Regions from separate parts of the Homo sapiens genome. Here regions 2 and 3 are each linked to region 1. The links are chromatin loops, found by intact Hi-C in ENCODE. Cell type or tissue: IMR-90. All regions are shown on one strand.

Region 1 (5,000 bases):
AGTGTCATGCATTTGCTTTTGCTCCAGTCATTCTCCCAAGTGCAGCTCCCGTGCTGGGTGGTTGGAGGCCTTATACCCTGAACCCGATGATGCAGAGAGGGACGCCTAGAGACACAGGTGGCAGGTGAGCAGCAGGCGAGGCAGGAGGAGCCATCCAAGGGAGGGCCCCATGAGCTGCCCCACAGAAGGGGAGGTGAGAAGAGGGCCGGAAGCTGTTCCAGGCGCCTGATGGGCTCTGAGATCTGCCAGTTTCCTGACAATGGTTTAGTCATGATCACCTGCACACAGTCCCAGGGCCACTTGCAATGTCACCTGCACAGTTAGCCCCACCTCCCAGTGTCACCAATACAGTCACAGAGTCACATAGAATGTTCCCTGTACCATCAGCCCCATCACCCCATGTCAATCCAACACATACAACGTCACCTGCCCATTAGCGAGTCTCACTATGCACAGCCAACACTCACTCATGCTGTCACCTGCACAGCCACGCAGTCACTCACGACCTCACCTGCTCACGCCCAGTCCCATCGCAGTGTCACAGGCACAGTCATGCAATTTCCACAGCAGCGTCCACACAGTCCCTCATGGTGTTGCCTGCACACAGCCACGCAGTGTCCCAGGCACAGTCACACACAATCCCACAGAGTCACCTGCCTGCAACCAGCCACGCACAGTCATTTGCCGTCCCATGCTTGCCGCCCCCAGCCTTGCCAGGGGGTCTGACATCACAAACAGTGTCACAGGCAGACCCCTCCCCTGCAGAGCCCTGCCCACAGACCCCACTGCCCACCATGTGCCCGCCGGTCAGCCTGGGCTGGGGCTGCCCTGGTCAGAGGCCTGGGCCTGCCTTTGCCCTCAAGCTGGCTCTTCAGGAGCAGCTTGGGTTCCACTTGAGCCCCAAGGATGATACTGGAGCCGGGGGCCTGCTGCTGCTGGAAGCAGAGCCAACGCAAAGAAAAGCCTTTGTTCTTGGTGGGTCGGTCATTAAGAGGAGCCCGAATCCCTCTGCCAGCCCCTCCCCTCCAACAAAGGAACAAAACAGCAGCTATTTTTAGACTCGTGTCAAACTCCCCCTCAGACCCTGGGTGGGGAGTCCCGGTAGAGGGGCGTCTGCGAGGGCTCTAATGAGCCTGCGGCCGGCAGGTCCTGCTCTCCAGGCAGCTGGCCCTTGGCTCTGCCGGGGGAGAAGCGAGCCCAGGATACTCCAGAGACAAAGAGGAGGGCCAGACAATGAGAACAATGCCCGGAGCCCCAGGATGCCCACTTCCAGAGAGCAACCCCCACTCTTTGGAAGGAGGTCTCCCTGGACACAGGGCAAGGGCATCAGGACACCCCCTACCTTGTGTAATCCTCCAGGCACCTCACTGGCTCCGTGTCCCAGAGGAGGCAAGTGACTTGCTTGGAGGGGCAGGTGATTTCTGCTACATGAACCTTGTGTGATGGGATACTCTGGATGGCCCAGATCCAAGTCTGATGGTCCAGATCCCAGCTCTGCCCCTTACACTTGTGTGGCCTCAGGCCTCAGTTCCCCCACCTGTAAAATGGAGATGAGGCCAGTCACGGTGGCTCACACCTGTAATCCCAGCACTTTGGGAGGCCGAGGTGGGCGGATCAACTGAGGTCAGGAGTTTGAGATCAGCCTGGGTAACATGGTGAAACCCCGTCTCTACTAAAAATACGAAAATTATCTGGGCATGGTGGCGCGCACCTGTAATCCCAGCTACTCAGGAGGCTAAGGCAGGAGAATTGCTTGAACCTGGGAGAGAGAGGTTGCAGTGAGCCAAGATCGCACCACTGCTCTCCAGCCTGGGCAATAGAGTGAGACTCAGTCTCAAAAAATAAAATAATATAAATAAATAAAATGGAGATGATAATTCTCGCCTCCACAGTTGCTTTGAAGAGTCTGGGGGATAAGACCTGGGCACATAGCAGGTCCTCAGCCAGTCCGAGAGCCCTGGATTGTGTGGGCTCCTTGCCAAGCAAGGGCTTTGTCTTGTTCAAAGCTGGATCCAAGGGCCCAACGCACTGCCGGGCACATAGTAGGTTCTCAATAAATATTTGCTCAAGAGGTTAATGAAGGGTCCTTACCAGCCTTCAGCCCTACAGGCTTGACCCAACTTAAGCCACTTTCTTCCCAAGCGCTGCTCCCCAGCCTCCTCTTGGAAAGAAACTTGCTGGCTAGGGTGGAGCCCTCGTCTGCAGGTGAGAAGCTGCCTCCCCAGGCTGGAAGTCCCATGCTGCAATGACAGCGTTCTGACACCAGGGGGCGCAGTCTCTTAAGGTTTCCACAGCAGCCTGGGTCCTTCCCGCGGGGGCCTGGAGGGCTGGAGAGGATGCGGCCCACCCGGTGGGGCACCTGCCCACCCTCGTTAGCGGAGATCTACGGGGTCGTTCTAAAACTCTATGGAGCAGCAGCATTACAACCAAGTCATCATCCCTCAAAGCTTAGAAAGAAGCACTTCTTCAGGTCTCGCCTCCTCCACTGACTTTAAGCCACTTTCTAGTGCCCTGTCCTCAAAGACTATCTATGGTGACCCCCTTGCTCCCCAATTCTTGCCCGACCAGACTTCAAGATTCCTTGTTCTGTCATCCTTCTGTTCCCCCAGCTGGGGAAGCCCAGACCATCAGAGCCGGAAGGGTCTTCCTAGTTGATCTCATGGTCTTCCAGCCCATTCTACAGATGGGAACACTGAGGCCCACAGAACAGAACTGCATCCTCCAGGCTGAACAGCAAGGAGGAAGCAGCCAAGACCCATGCCCAGGCTCTCTTTTTCAGCTGGCGCCATTTTGCTCATGGATTGTTTCACTGTTGTTCTAGGGAAAGGGAGAATGGGGAAAAAGGAGGGAAGAGAAGGGGAAAAAGGGAAGGGAAAAGGGAAAAAGGAGGAAGAAAGATCCTGAGCCTTCTTATTCTGTTCCAGACCCTAGGCGTTCCTCTTCACCCTCGGCATTTCCCTGAGTCCTCTACAAACCCTTGAAAAACAACCCATGATTATCTCCATTGATGGATGAGGAAAGTGAGGCCGGGTGAGGTTGCCCCAAGTTTCACAGCTAACAAATAACAGTACCAGTATTTGCCCCAGGGCCATCTGATTCCCAAATTGTATATGGTTCAACCTAATACAGCAGAAAGAAATTCCCACATTCTTTCTGCTGTATTAGGTTGAACTGCATAAAATTGCTGTTCCCATGGCCAGGCATGGTGGCTCAAGCCTGTAATCCCAGCACTTTGGGAGACCAAGGCAGGTGGATCACTTGAGGTCAGGAGTTCAAGACCAGCCTGGCCAACATGGTGAAACCCTGGCTCTACTAAAAATTAGCCAGGCGTGGTGGCACGTGCCTGTAATCCCAGCTACTTGGGAGGCTGAGGCAGGAGAATCGCTTGAACCTGGGGAGGGGGAGGCTGCAGTGAGCTGAGACCACCCCACTGCACTCCAGCCTGGGTGACAGAGTGAGACTCCATCTCAAAAAAAAGTAAAAAATAAAATAAAATAAAATTGCTGTTCCTGTAGGTCGAAATTTTTCAAATATCTGGTATGCTTAAACTCAACACTATGCCAAGGGAAACCCTTATCCTGAAGGTAAGAGCCATTTACTAGAATACTCTGGTGGCAGTGGGGGAGGGGAAAACCTATTTCTTTAGGTGCAAAACACCCTGGGGAGACTGCTATTCCCTCCACCCCACCCCCAAAGCCCAGATCAAGATCCTGGAGTGGCTGCCTGACTCTAGAGGCCCAAGTTCAAGAACTTCTGACCACAGAGGGGTCACACAGCATGGGCAGGAGGAGCTTTAGGGTGAAAAGTCCTTGGGTGGGAATGTGACTTCTCCAGTGATGCCAGGGAGGACCCTTGGAAGAGAGATGAATCTACATAGTATAAACTTAGAATGTCACAGAATGCCACAGAATATCATGACTAGAATGCCACAGAGTGCTATAGAATGTCCAGGAATGTCGTAAAATGCTCTGGAATGTCAAAGAATGTCACGGGGTATTCTGAATTCTTGTAAATGTCAACGGATGTCATAGAATGCTGCAGATCATTGTAAATGTCATGGAATGTCAAGGACCACCTTCCGAAGACAACGTCATCAGACAGTGCTGCAGATAGCTGTAAATGTCATGGAATGACTTAGAACATCATCATGCTAGACCGTTGTCGGGTGTTACAGAATGTCAGCACCACAGAATGTCACGGAAACTTTGAGACAGCCGGAAAGGACTTTGGTGATCATCCAGGTTCACCTGCTCATTTTGCAGATGGGAAAACTGAGGTCCGGAGAGAGAAAGGGCCTTGTCTAGTGAAGCTCAAGCAGATGGTCGTTGGCAAATGCAGATTCAAAATCTGGGTCTCTGGACTCTCCACCCAGAGCAGCCTCCCTCGGCTCAAGGCTCTTGGGGACTAATTAACCCTGTGATGGAAACAATGGTGCCTAGTGGGTATTAAGCAAAACTCCCAGTTCTGACTGGCACTAGCCTTAAGTCAGAATGGGGAATTAACTCCACATGTGGGGCTTTCTGGTCTGGGAAGCAAAATAATGAGTTATTTGCACTGAAATCAACATTCCTGCTCTGCAGCAGAAAGAGGGTGGGTGTGTTGGGGGAGCCCTCGGAGGCCGCTCCCCAGGCCCTGTGCCAGAAAAGGTGCCCCCTGGCTTTCCCAGGAGACACTCCTGGCACAGACAAGGACTCCAAGGTGCCCAATCTTGTCAACAACTCTTGGCAGAGGCCCAGGGGCCCAGGAGGCTGTGAGGTGAGGGAGCAAGAAAGGGACCCCGGAGGGGGAGCATCTGATGTCACATTGGGTCTTTCCAGCCAGATGTCAGACAGCCAGGAAGAGCATTGAGTGGATGGAAGTTAGTGGGAAGCGTTGGAGGAACCCTTTGGCTCTCTTGGCAAGTTTATAGGTGAGAGATGATGGAGGAAGGAACAACAGGGCAAGATGGGCCAGGCGCAGTGGCTCAAGCCTGTAATCCCAGCACTTTAGGAGGCCGAAGC
Region 2 (5,000 bases), 190 kb after region 1:
TCCAGACTTTGTTCCACGGTGTCTGAACAAATTTACATTCCTACCAAAAGCATAGAAGTGTTCCCTTTTCTTCGCAGCCTCACCAACATCTGTTATTTTTTGACTTCGTAATAATTGCCATTCTGACTGGTGTGAAATGGTATCTCATTGTAATTTTTTTTTTTTGAGACTGGGTCACACCCTATCATCTAAGCTGGAGTGCAGTGGTGTGATCATGGCTCACTGCAGCATCAGCCTCCCAGAATCAAGTGATCTTCCCACCTTAACCTCCCAAGTAGCTTGGGCTACAGGCCTGCACCACGAAGCCCAGCTAATTTTTTTTTGTAGTGACAAGGTCTCACTCTGTTGCCCAGGCTGTTCTCAAACTCCTGGGCTCAAGCAGCCCTCCCACTTCAGCCTCATGAAGTGCTGGCATTATAGGCATGAGCCCCTGCACCCAGCCTATTGTGGTTTTGATTTACATTTCTCTGATGATTAGTGATGTTGGGCATTTTTTTCCTGTTTGTTAGTTGCTTGTATGTCTTCTTTTGAAGAATCACTGTTCATGTCCTCTTCCTACTCTTTATTTTATTTTTATTTATTTATTTTTTATTTTGAGACAGAGTCTTGCTCAGCCACCCAGGCTGGAGTGCAGTGGCATGATCTTGGCTCACTGCAACCACCGTCTCCCGGGTTCAAGCGATTCTCCCATCTCAGCCTCCTGAGTAGCTGGGATTACAGGCACCCACCATCATGCTCGGCTAATTGTTGTATTTTAGTAGAGACGGAGTTTCACCATGTTGGCCAGGCTGGTCTTGAACTCCTGACTTCAGGTGATCCACCCACCTTGGCCTCCCAAAGTGCTAGGATTACAGGCGTGAGCCACTGCGCCCAGCCTATTTACTTATTTTTTATTTTTATTTTTATTATTTTTAGAATCTCACTCTGTCACCCAAACTGGAGTGCAGTGGCACAATCTCAGCTCACTGCAACCTCCGCCTCCCAGGTTCAAGCGATTCTCCTGCCCCAACCTCTCGAGTAGCTGTGACTACAGGCACCTGCCACCATGCCTGGCTAATTTTCGTATTTTTAGTAGAAATGGGGTTTTGCCATGTTGGCCAGGCTGGTCTCGAACTCCTGATCTCAATGATCCGCCCACCTCAGCCTCCCAAAGTGCTGGGATTACAGGCGTGAGCCACCATGTCCAGCCTCCTCTGCTCACTTTTTAATGTTTTGTTTTTTTTTATTGATTTAAGTTCCTTATAGATTCTGGACATTAGTCCTTTGTCAGATGCATAGTTTATGAATGTTTTCTCCCATTCTGTCAATTGTCTGTTTACTCTGTTGATCATTTCATTTGCCATGCAGAAGCTCTTTCATTTAATTATGTCCCACTTGTCAGTTTTTGGTTTTGTTGCAATGGTTTTTAAGGACTTGGTCTTAAATTCTTTGTCAAGGCTAACGCTGAGAAAGGTATTTCCTAGGTTTTCTTCTAGGATTTTTATAGTTTGAGGTCTTACATTTAAGTCTTCAATCAATCTTGATTTAATTTTTACACATGGTGAAAAGTAGGGGTTCCGTTTCATTCTTCTGCATATAGCTAGCCAGTTAATTGAGTAGGGAGTCCTTTCCCCATTGCTTATTTTTGTCAACTTTGTTGAAGATCAGGTGGTTGTAGGTATGCTGCTTTATTTCTGAGTTCTATATTCTGTTCCATTGGTCTATGTATCTATTTTTGTACCAGTACCATGCTGTTTTGGTTACCATAGGCTTGTAGTATAGTTTGAAGTCCAGTAACGTGATGCCTCCAGGTTTGTTCTTTTTGCTTAGGATTGCTTTGTGTGCCGCCTTCTGAAGTCTAGTCACCCTGTGTAAATTACCTACATTTGTTACTGACCAAGGTTCTTCCACAGGGGAGCCTGCTGCTAAGATGGCAACAGGGCTCCCTCCCAGCCACCCCTGGGAACCAGGATTGAATGTGCTGCACCTGCGTCCTCAGCTGTGCAGGGTGCCTGGTTCCTCGCAGTGGTGTCTGGATATTCACTGAGCCACAGCGCTGCTGGCTGAGGGGCAGGCAGGGGCCAGCACACCCACCTCAGGGCCAGACCTTGGTCCAGAGCAGGGGTTTGAGGACTTGGACAGGCAGTGGGCGCCATAGCAGACAGGGATCAGTCTCTGGGGGGACCTGGTGAGAGGATGGACGCATGGGGAGGAGCTGGGGCCAGTGGCTGAGCCTGCTCTGGCCCCCAGGGCCCACACATGGGGGGCTGGCTTGGGGAATGAATGAATGAATGAATAGGGGCTTGCATGGCTCTGTAACATCTGCCCAGGCTCCCCTCATTTTAGAATCCACGGATGGGCACAGTGCATCCTTCTCCCAACGACTTCCGGGCCTTTTGGGAAATGTGCTCACTATCGGCCTCTGGTGGTTGGCTGGTGTCTGGACTAGGCTGACCACACCCACACCAGGGCAGGATATTCGAGTCCCCTCTGCTTTCCCAGATCCTGGAGTCTCTTTGATATAAACAGTCAGCTTTGTTATGAACAGATGCCAGGGGCTCCTCTTAGCCTGGAGGGCCTGACTTCCAGCCAGGGGGGCACCGTTCTGTCCAGCTCCATGCTCCACTGCAGCAAACATGCAGGCGGTGGTGCGAAGGACAGAGGCAGCGTCTCAGCATGAGCAAATCAGCCGGGCAGCTCTCATGCCTCCAGGGATTTTTTTCAACATTTCACAAGGGCCAGGCATGGTGGCATGCAGCCGTAGTCCCAACTGCTCAGGAGGGTGAGGTGGGAGGATCGCTTGAACCTAGAAGTTCAGTTTCAATCAGGGCAACATAGTGAGATCCTATCTCTACAAAAAAATATTTTAAAAAAAATGATTTTACAAGAGATAGGTCAGGAATTGAGAAAGAGTGGGAAGGATGAAGGCAGGAGATGGTCCTTCTGAGGAGCACCTGCAGGCTGGCCGTGTCTGGGCACAGGGACAGAGAGGTGGGGCCCAATGCCGCCCTCAGGGTCGGGGTGGTGAGGAGGAGGGGGAGGGTCCTTTCCACAAGTCCATGCTGAGTCTCACATAGCTCTGTGCGGCTGCCCTGTTACACATTTCAAGAGTATTGACCCATGTCGTCTTCACAACTATGCTTCAAAACATTATGCCAGTTTTACAGATGAGGAATCTGAGACTTGGGGATGCAAAGTGGCTTTCCCAGTGTCACCCAGGCCTTCCTGACTCCCCAGCACAGGCCTTTCTTTCCCTGGGACCCACTTCTCTAGCAAATGCCAGGGCCTCAGTGACCGGGTGCCAGCAGGGTGCCGGTGGCAGGCAGGCACTGGGTCTGTCCCGTCTTCACTTGGTGCCCCCTTCCCTCTTTCCCTCCTCATGCAGCAACTGAACCACCCAAATATCATCAAGTATTTGGACTCGTTTATCGAAGACAACGAGCTGAACATTGTGCTGGAGTTGGCTGACGCAGGGGACCTCTCGCAGATGATCAAGGTGAGCGCCTGGCGGGGTGGGGGTGCTGGGGGCTGCGCAGATCTGGAGCCAAAGGTGGCAGTCTTCCTTTAGCCCAGTCCCACAATGCTCTGCCTTTAGCCAGAGGCGGCCACCCGGGGACCCTGGGCGCCCCCCTGCAGATGCCCACAGGCCTCAGCTGCAGTCTGGTGAGGGCCTCTCAGGGTCCGTCCCCAGCTGCTGTTGCTGGAGGCCTCTTTCTTTCCACTGGCCTCAGGGAAGCTCAGCTCAAAAGAGCCCATATGCAAAAGCAAGGCGAAGGTGGTGCCAAGACAGGATGGTGGCTGGGAGGGGGCCAGCCATGGGCAGAAGGAACTCCTCTGGCCACCCCCAGTGCCCCAGCCTACCACAGGCACATGAGCCACTTCTCCTGCCTCACAGAAGGAGCAGGGGCAGCACCCCGTTTGGTCAGACCCCAGCTCTTGGGAAAGCATCTTGTAGATCCACTACCTCATTTTAAAGAAGGGGAAAACTGAGCCCAGAGAGGTTAAGAGACTTGCCTGAGGATACCCAGCATTGTGGGTACAGAGCCATGCCTGTGGCCCAGGTCTCTTTTCCTGGCCTGGGACCCTTTGGTGGACATGGTCCCAAGATGCTCTCCCCAGCCCTAGAGGGGGAACTTCATTTCCATGTTAGGGCTGACACCCAGGCCTGGGGTCTTCAAGAGATTGAGTGACTGTTCGAGTCACATGGGCAGGCTCAGCGCCAGGACTGGCTCATGCTCCACGCCCCTACATACATCTTCACCTGCCTCATCCCACCACCCAGGGCACAGGGCGGAGTTCACCATGAGTCTGGTGTCCAGGACCACTGCAGCTTCAGTGAAACAGCAGCACCTCCTGCCAGCCTCCACCCAGCCCAGTACGCTCATGCGTCCCTCACTGAGTCCCCGCCGTCCTCAAATAGCAAAGCTCAGAGAGGTCTAGTCTCCTGCCCAAGGCACCTCAGCCTCTAGGTGGAAGCCCCCAGGCCTGCCTGACCCCCAGGCCCAAACCTTCAGCCCCTACTCCACTGCTCCTTAGTGGAGGTCCTCACGTCCCTACTGGCTTGGACCTCTGTCCCCAGGGCCCTGCTGTGGCCCCATCACCTCTCTACCCTGGATGCAGCCTGCCTGCTCCCAAGTGAGGCTGGGCCCCGCTGGAGCCCCCACCCTGCTCACAGCCGCACTTAGAAACGGGGCCGGATGTGGGTTCTCTGTCTTTCCCATCAGGCACTGGGGATTGAGCAATTGCTCAGTGCTCTTCTGAAATTTGGGTCCTAGGAATACAGGCGTCACTGGGAAGTGGCATTACTTGAGCTGTTATCACCTGCTCTTACATTTCCGTTGACATATTAATGCCTTTGCAGGGATGTTAATCTGCACACAGATCCCTGGTGGGAACAGATGTGCTAGATCATGTCTTAGCTCTTCCTCTCCCCCGCCCCCGCTTTACTTGTTTCTCCTTCACACGGATTCCCTTGCTGAACATACAAGCATCGTGTATCCACTGTGTGCCAGCCCTCATGC
Region 3 (5,000 bases), 130 kb after region 1:
TTCCAAATTCAGCTTGCCTTTTTTGGGGGAAAATGTCGCCTTAGTTTGGTGTACAGTACGTGCAGGCAGGTCTTGGAGGCACGTTTAAAAACCCTGTCGTTAATGGAAGAAGAATTTCATTGAAAGGGACGCAGAGCCGTCTGGAAGCGCCTGCCCCGGACTCAGCGAGTTTGGACTCAGCGAGTTTGAGCTTACCGAATGAACTTTGGACGTCTTCTTTTAGCAAACAAAACCTGGAAGGAAGCAAAAAAGACCCACATTCTTTTTCTTTTTTCTCCTGAAAATGAAAAAAAGAAAACACCTTCTGGGTTTGCTGGAAATGCCCCCTCTCCTTCCCCCATCAAGGCCAAGCCCTCGCTGCGTCCCCCACCCCCAAATAAAATATGCCTGTGGGGAGCCGTGGAATGAGTCACTCCCTGGCAGAGAGCCTGACGGGCAAACATTTGGGAAGGTTCTTGCCTAACTTCCCAGAAGAAAAGGCCCAGGATTTAAAATGGTCCCTGTGGTTTGTCAGCCTCTGCTGTCCCGTCTGCTTCGGAAATGACTAAAAAGTAGTTTGTATCTCCACAAAATAAAGTCTCAGACTGAAGGCCTTAGACCCAGGTTGGTCTGGATTTAGAGCTGTTTGGGTTTCCAGAAATGGAGCGCCTGGCTTTAACTGGTGGCATTTCTGGTGGGTTTGAACAAGGGCAGAGGAGGGAAATGGGGAGGAAGTTCCCTTTTGCGGAGCAGAAGGGGCTGTGTGCTGGGAGCCGTTCTAGGGGGTGTGAATCTCCCGTTGGTCTTCTGTGACAGAAAATGCTTTTGGTTTTGTGCACAAGGAAACTGAGGCACACGGGGGTCAAGCCTGTGTCCTGGGGCAGCTGAGAGGAGGTGGGGGCAGAATCCGAAGTCACCTGCCCAGCCTCACAGCCTTTCCTCTTTCCATTGCACTTGGGATATGGTATTTGACTGGCTAAGGTGCACAGACCTAGTGCTGAGTACTTTAGCACACATCCGTTCATTTTCTGCTCATCGTAGATAGGGTTTATTATCCCCATTTCACAAATGATAAAACTGAGGTTCAGAGACATGACTTGCATAATTTCATTAAAGTAGCACCACGATAGATGGTCCCCATTTATTTTTATTTATTTATTTATTTATTTTTGAGACAGAGTCTCACTCTGTTGCCCAGGCTGGAGTACAGTGGCGCAATCTCAGCTCCCTGCACCCTCTGCCTCCTGGGTTCAAGTGAGCCTCCTGCCTCAGCCTCCTCCTGAGTAGCTGGGATTATAGGCAGGTGCCACCACGCCCAGATAATTTTTGTATTTTTAGTAGAGATGGGGTTTCACTGTGTTGGCCAGCCAGGCTGGTCTCGAACTCCTGACCTCAGGTGATCCGCCCGCCTTGGCCTCCCAAAGTGCTGGAATTACAGGCATGAGCCACCATGCCCGGCCATGTCCCCATTTACTGAGGATATACTGTGTGCTAGGTCTGGTGCTGTATTTTACCCAGTCCACTCACCAACACTAAGATGGAAGCTGTCACGATGCCCATTTACAGATGAGGAAACTGGGGCACAGAGAGATGAGAGAATGCGCCAAAGACCATGTGCTAATACGCAGCAGAGCTGGATTTGAACCCAGGCTTGTCTGAGCAGAGCCCATGGTCTCCCCACTGTACTAGGAAGGTAGCAGGCACTGTGGGCTGGATGCCTGGCCTGTGCTGAGGTTCAGTGTCGTTTTCCTGATCTTACAGAGAGGGAGGTTAAGTAACTTGGGCAGGGTCATAAACCCACAAATGGCAGAGTCGGGATTCGAACCCATGTCTCTGATTCCAGAGTTCCTCACCTTAAACCACATCTGGCTGCCTTTGTCGTGCTTTGCTCCTGTTGCATGCTGCAAAGCCAAGTAGGTTAAGACAGGCTAGGTTCCTGCAGGGCTGGGTTGCCCGAGACCTGGGAGAGGTCTTCCAGAAGGCACTGCTGGCCTTCCTCGCCCAGGGCCAGAGCTACTGGAGAGAAAGGGCTGCTGTTCACATTTTTTCTTTTCTTTAAGTGCCCCAGATACTTTTCATAAGGGAAGTGTCAAAACAATTGTCAAAAGGAGAAGAATATTTCCTTCCTCTTCTCAGGCTAGACCAAGCAAGGGAGTTGGAGGGTGGAGAGTGGAGGGACCTGGTGAATCATCCAAGATTAAATACGGGCAGGCACTGCCAGGCTTGTGTGGAGATGAGGCTGGGACACTGTTCGCAGGAAGAGTCCGGTGTTCTGGCCCCCTGATGTCACCTTCACGGGCCTGACTCACAGTCCTAAATATCTGACAGCGAGATCGCTTGTAGGTAGGCTTCTTGTCACTTGTCATTTAAGTCCCCTGCCTGCCTTTTTTCCCTGCTCATTTCCATTTCGATCACGGCTTCTACTACATGTGCTTGAAATGAATGTTGTGTGTGAGGACCTGTGTGGTTTGGGCCATGTTGTGCCCCCCTGCCAGTGTCCTTCGGTGTTGAAAGGAAAAGGTATTTCTCTCCCTTCCATGTATGTTCTGCAAATTGACGAACATTTGCAAATTGCTTTGAGATGCGTTAATTTAAGGTGTGAAATAATAGATCTTGTGCGAAGGCTCAGCCACATTTCTGGCATTGATGGATTTTTCTCCCGTCTGGCCTGTGATTTGGGGAGGTAAAAATAGTCCTTTTTTCCACATTTTTATCTTTTTTTTTTTTTGCTGACATCATTCTTAGGAAGTGGTGTGCACATGCCGTGGAACTTTACATGGAACATGGAGCTCTGGGGAGCAGGAGTGCTCTTGGAGTGAGGGGTGGTCTGCGGTGGCCCAGGCACCCCCTGGCTGTCCGTGAAATGGCTTTGAAATGAGCAGGCACTGTTGAGGGCCTCAGTGGCTTTTTGGTATTTGGCTGTCTTTTCACTTATGACTCTTGGGTAATGGCAAGATAACTTTTGGGGAAAATGTTAGTTTAAAAAGAAAAAAAATCAGGCCAGCACTTTCACTCATTCCTGTCTGAGCTGGTCCCTTCCTTTGGCCAAAGCTGAACTAAACCAATGGCCTTCTCAGACTCGACTTCCAGACAGAGGAGCCGACATTGGGGCAAATCAGTTGGTGGTGTAATTTCCTGTGATGTTAACTTTGGGAACTTGAACTTGGAGTGGGAGCTAGCATTTTGACATGTGTCCCTCTAACAGGACTTGCTTGTGTGGAAACAGACCCCCACATACATGGCTGCGCCATTGTCTCCAATTCTGGATTTTTCCACAGATGACTTCTCGGGTGATCTGGTGGTAAAGGCACAGGTCTTCTAGCCAGGCCTTCTTGGCCTCCAGCAAGGGCAGGATCACAGCACCCCACCAGACCTGACTGGCCACCACCGCTGTAGCTGTGGCTGGGCGAGTGGGGGGGCCATGGGAATTGAAAGATGGGGTGGCCGAGATCTGAAATGCATTCAGTTGCAGTGGCCTGGATCTGCACGGAGCCGTTCTTTCTTTCTCTTAGACATCTGCATGGTGGTGACCTCATAGAATTCTAAGAAAAAAGGGGCTTTATGTAGGAATTCCATAGAGTGTGAAGGAATTTGGACAGGGGAAGGGGGAGGGAAGTTGCCATTCAGAGCCTGCAGTGCCTGCATTTTCCCCGAATTGTTTAACCCTCATGCTTCAGAATTAGGCTGAGGCTTGCGGGGTGGGTCATGTTGACCTGGGTGAACAGAGATCCCTTTAAGAAGAACTTCTCCATGTTCCAGAGGCGCGTTCTTACTGCAGGTGAGTGGCAGTATGGGAATTAGTCCACAGGCCCCTTCTCGAATGCCTGCCCTCTCTTGTTCCTTGTCCTCAACGTCTTTGAAACTTGGGCTTGTTGGGAAGACACCTGCAAAAGGATGGATGCACATGACCTTCAGCTCTAATGAATCAAGCTGCTGATGAGGAATTCACTGGGCTCCCAATCCAGAGAGCTTCGCACACACCCACTGGGGTTGAGACGAGCACTGGGTTTATTTATTGTGGACTTTTGGAGTCTGAAGGACTCTTGCCACCCATCTGTTTCACGGAACAGAACCTGAGGCTCAGAGGGAGCAAGGCGCTCCCCCACAGCCGCATTGAGAGCCTGAGCCTGGGCACCCGATGGAGTGAATGAGGCTGGAGTCCCAGACCTGCCTCTCATGAGCACGTCGCCCACTGAGCCTCAGCGTCATCATCTGGAAAACAGGGATAATATTATGACCTCAGAAGCTTCGGGGGAGGAAGTAAGTGAAATAATGCATTTCAGATGCTCAGCGCCTTTTAAGTGCTTGATGCTCATTCCCCAAGATTACATGAGAGACATGGAAAATCTTTAATGACCAAGGACCCACCCAGGGTCACTCAGCCGGGACCCTTGGTCCGTGGCCCAGAGTGTCTCCAGTGCCCCTGCATTGAGGCCCTAAACAAGGCCAGAAGCAGGTGCCGGGGACCCCTCTGGATTCCACCAGAGCACCTTCCTAGGATCATGGCTCCCAAAACGGAAGGGAAGGAGACAGCGCAGTTTGCAAAGAGGCAGGATTTAAGCACCAGGGTGGCCCTGTGGCGCCTCAGGAAAATGTTTGCCTGTCAGTATCTGCTCTCGTTCCCACCTGTCCCCACAAAGCGAGGCCATAAGTCCTCGGCGTGGCATTGGAGGGTCTCTGAAGGCCCTGAGAGCTGTGTCAGCCACGGTGTGTTATGAAGCAAGGCAGATGTTTTGTTAATTATTTACACAGCGTCGGCCCCGCAGAGGACTGCGCTGACAGGAGCGGCTGTCACAGGCCTGGCCGTGGGGCAGAAGTGAGCAGCCGTCTTCCCCTGGCAGTCCTCCTGAAAAGGTCTGCATGGCAAGGCCTGAGGGAGTCCTGCACATTTTATGCCCCCGCCCCCCAAAGCCATTTGGGTTTCCCTTAAACTGGCTTGTTTTCCTGAGCCGGTGGAGAGATCCTTGTCCTCCGGAAGTGGCTATCGCTCTGGGGCGGCTTCTCTGCCAGCTCGTCACACC

What was found. A loop is a pair of places that touch in the nucleus more often than their neighbours do. Peaks named below come from ENCODE experiments on the same cell type or tissue, not always from the same donor. Only the 100,000 strongest peaks of a DNase experiment are listed, where the experiment ranks them.
Region 2: it touches region 1 in a loop (14-fold over the local background); 100 of 110 quality-filtered maps call a loop at or near these places.
Region 3: a loop joins it to region 1, with 4 times the contacts of the local background. A loop is called at or near these places in 20 of 110 quality-filtered maps.

What each region holds. Positions count from the first base shown.
Region 1 is chr9:124,124,735-124,129,734 of GRCh38, forward strand. No RefSeq gene overlaps it. Among named protein-coding and RNA genes, the nearest start is that of LHX2, 120 kb to the left of the region's middle. In IMR-90, a CTCF peak has its summit at 2,261 (motif pointing right); a DNase peak (open chromatin) is centred at 2,277; H3K27me3 peaks cover 499 bases.
Region 2 is chr9:124,318,095-124,323,094 of GRCh38, forward strand. It overlaps NEK6 (NIMA related kinase 6), which reads left to right. Exons shown (of 10, transcript NM_014397.6): 5 at 3,365-3,475. Among named protein-coding and RNA genes, the nearest start is that of NEK6, 63 kb to the left of the region's middle. In IMR-90, a CTCF peak has its summit at 2,411 (motif pointing left); a DNase peak (open chromatin) is centred at 2,407; H3K27ac peaks cover 551 bases.
Region 3 is chr9:124,259,262-124,264,261 of GRCh38, forward strand. The region is part of intron 1 of NEK6 (NIMA related kinase 6); the gene reads left to right. It overlaps LOC613206 (a long non-coding RNA gene), which reads right to left and starts at 1,907. Exons shown (of 2, transcript NR_149024.1): 1 at 1,833-1,907; 2 at 1-233. It overlaps LOC124902268 (a long non-coding RNA gene), which reads left to right and starts at 3,764. Exons shown (of 2, transcript XR_007061765.1): 1 at 3,764-4,239. RefSeq lists enhancers at 1-250, 4,692-5,000, 4,737-4,826. In IMR-90, no CTCF peak of the experiment used is centred here; DNase peaks (open chromatin) are centred at 450, 2,160 and 3,520; H3K4me3 peaks cover 1,370 bases; H3K27ac peaks cover 4,926 bases.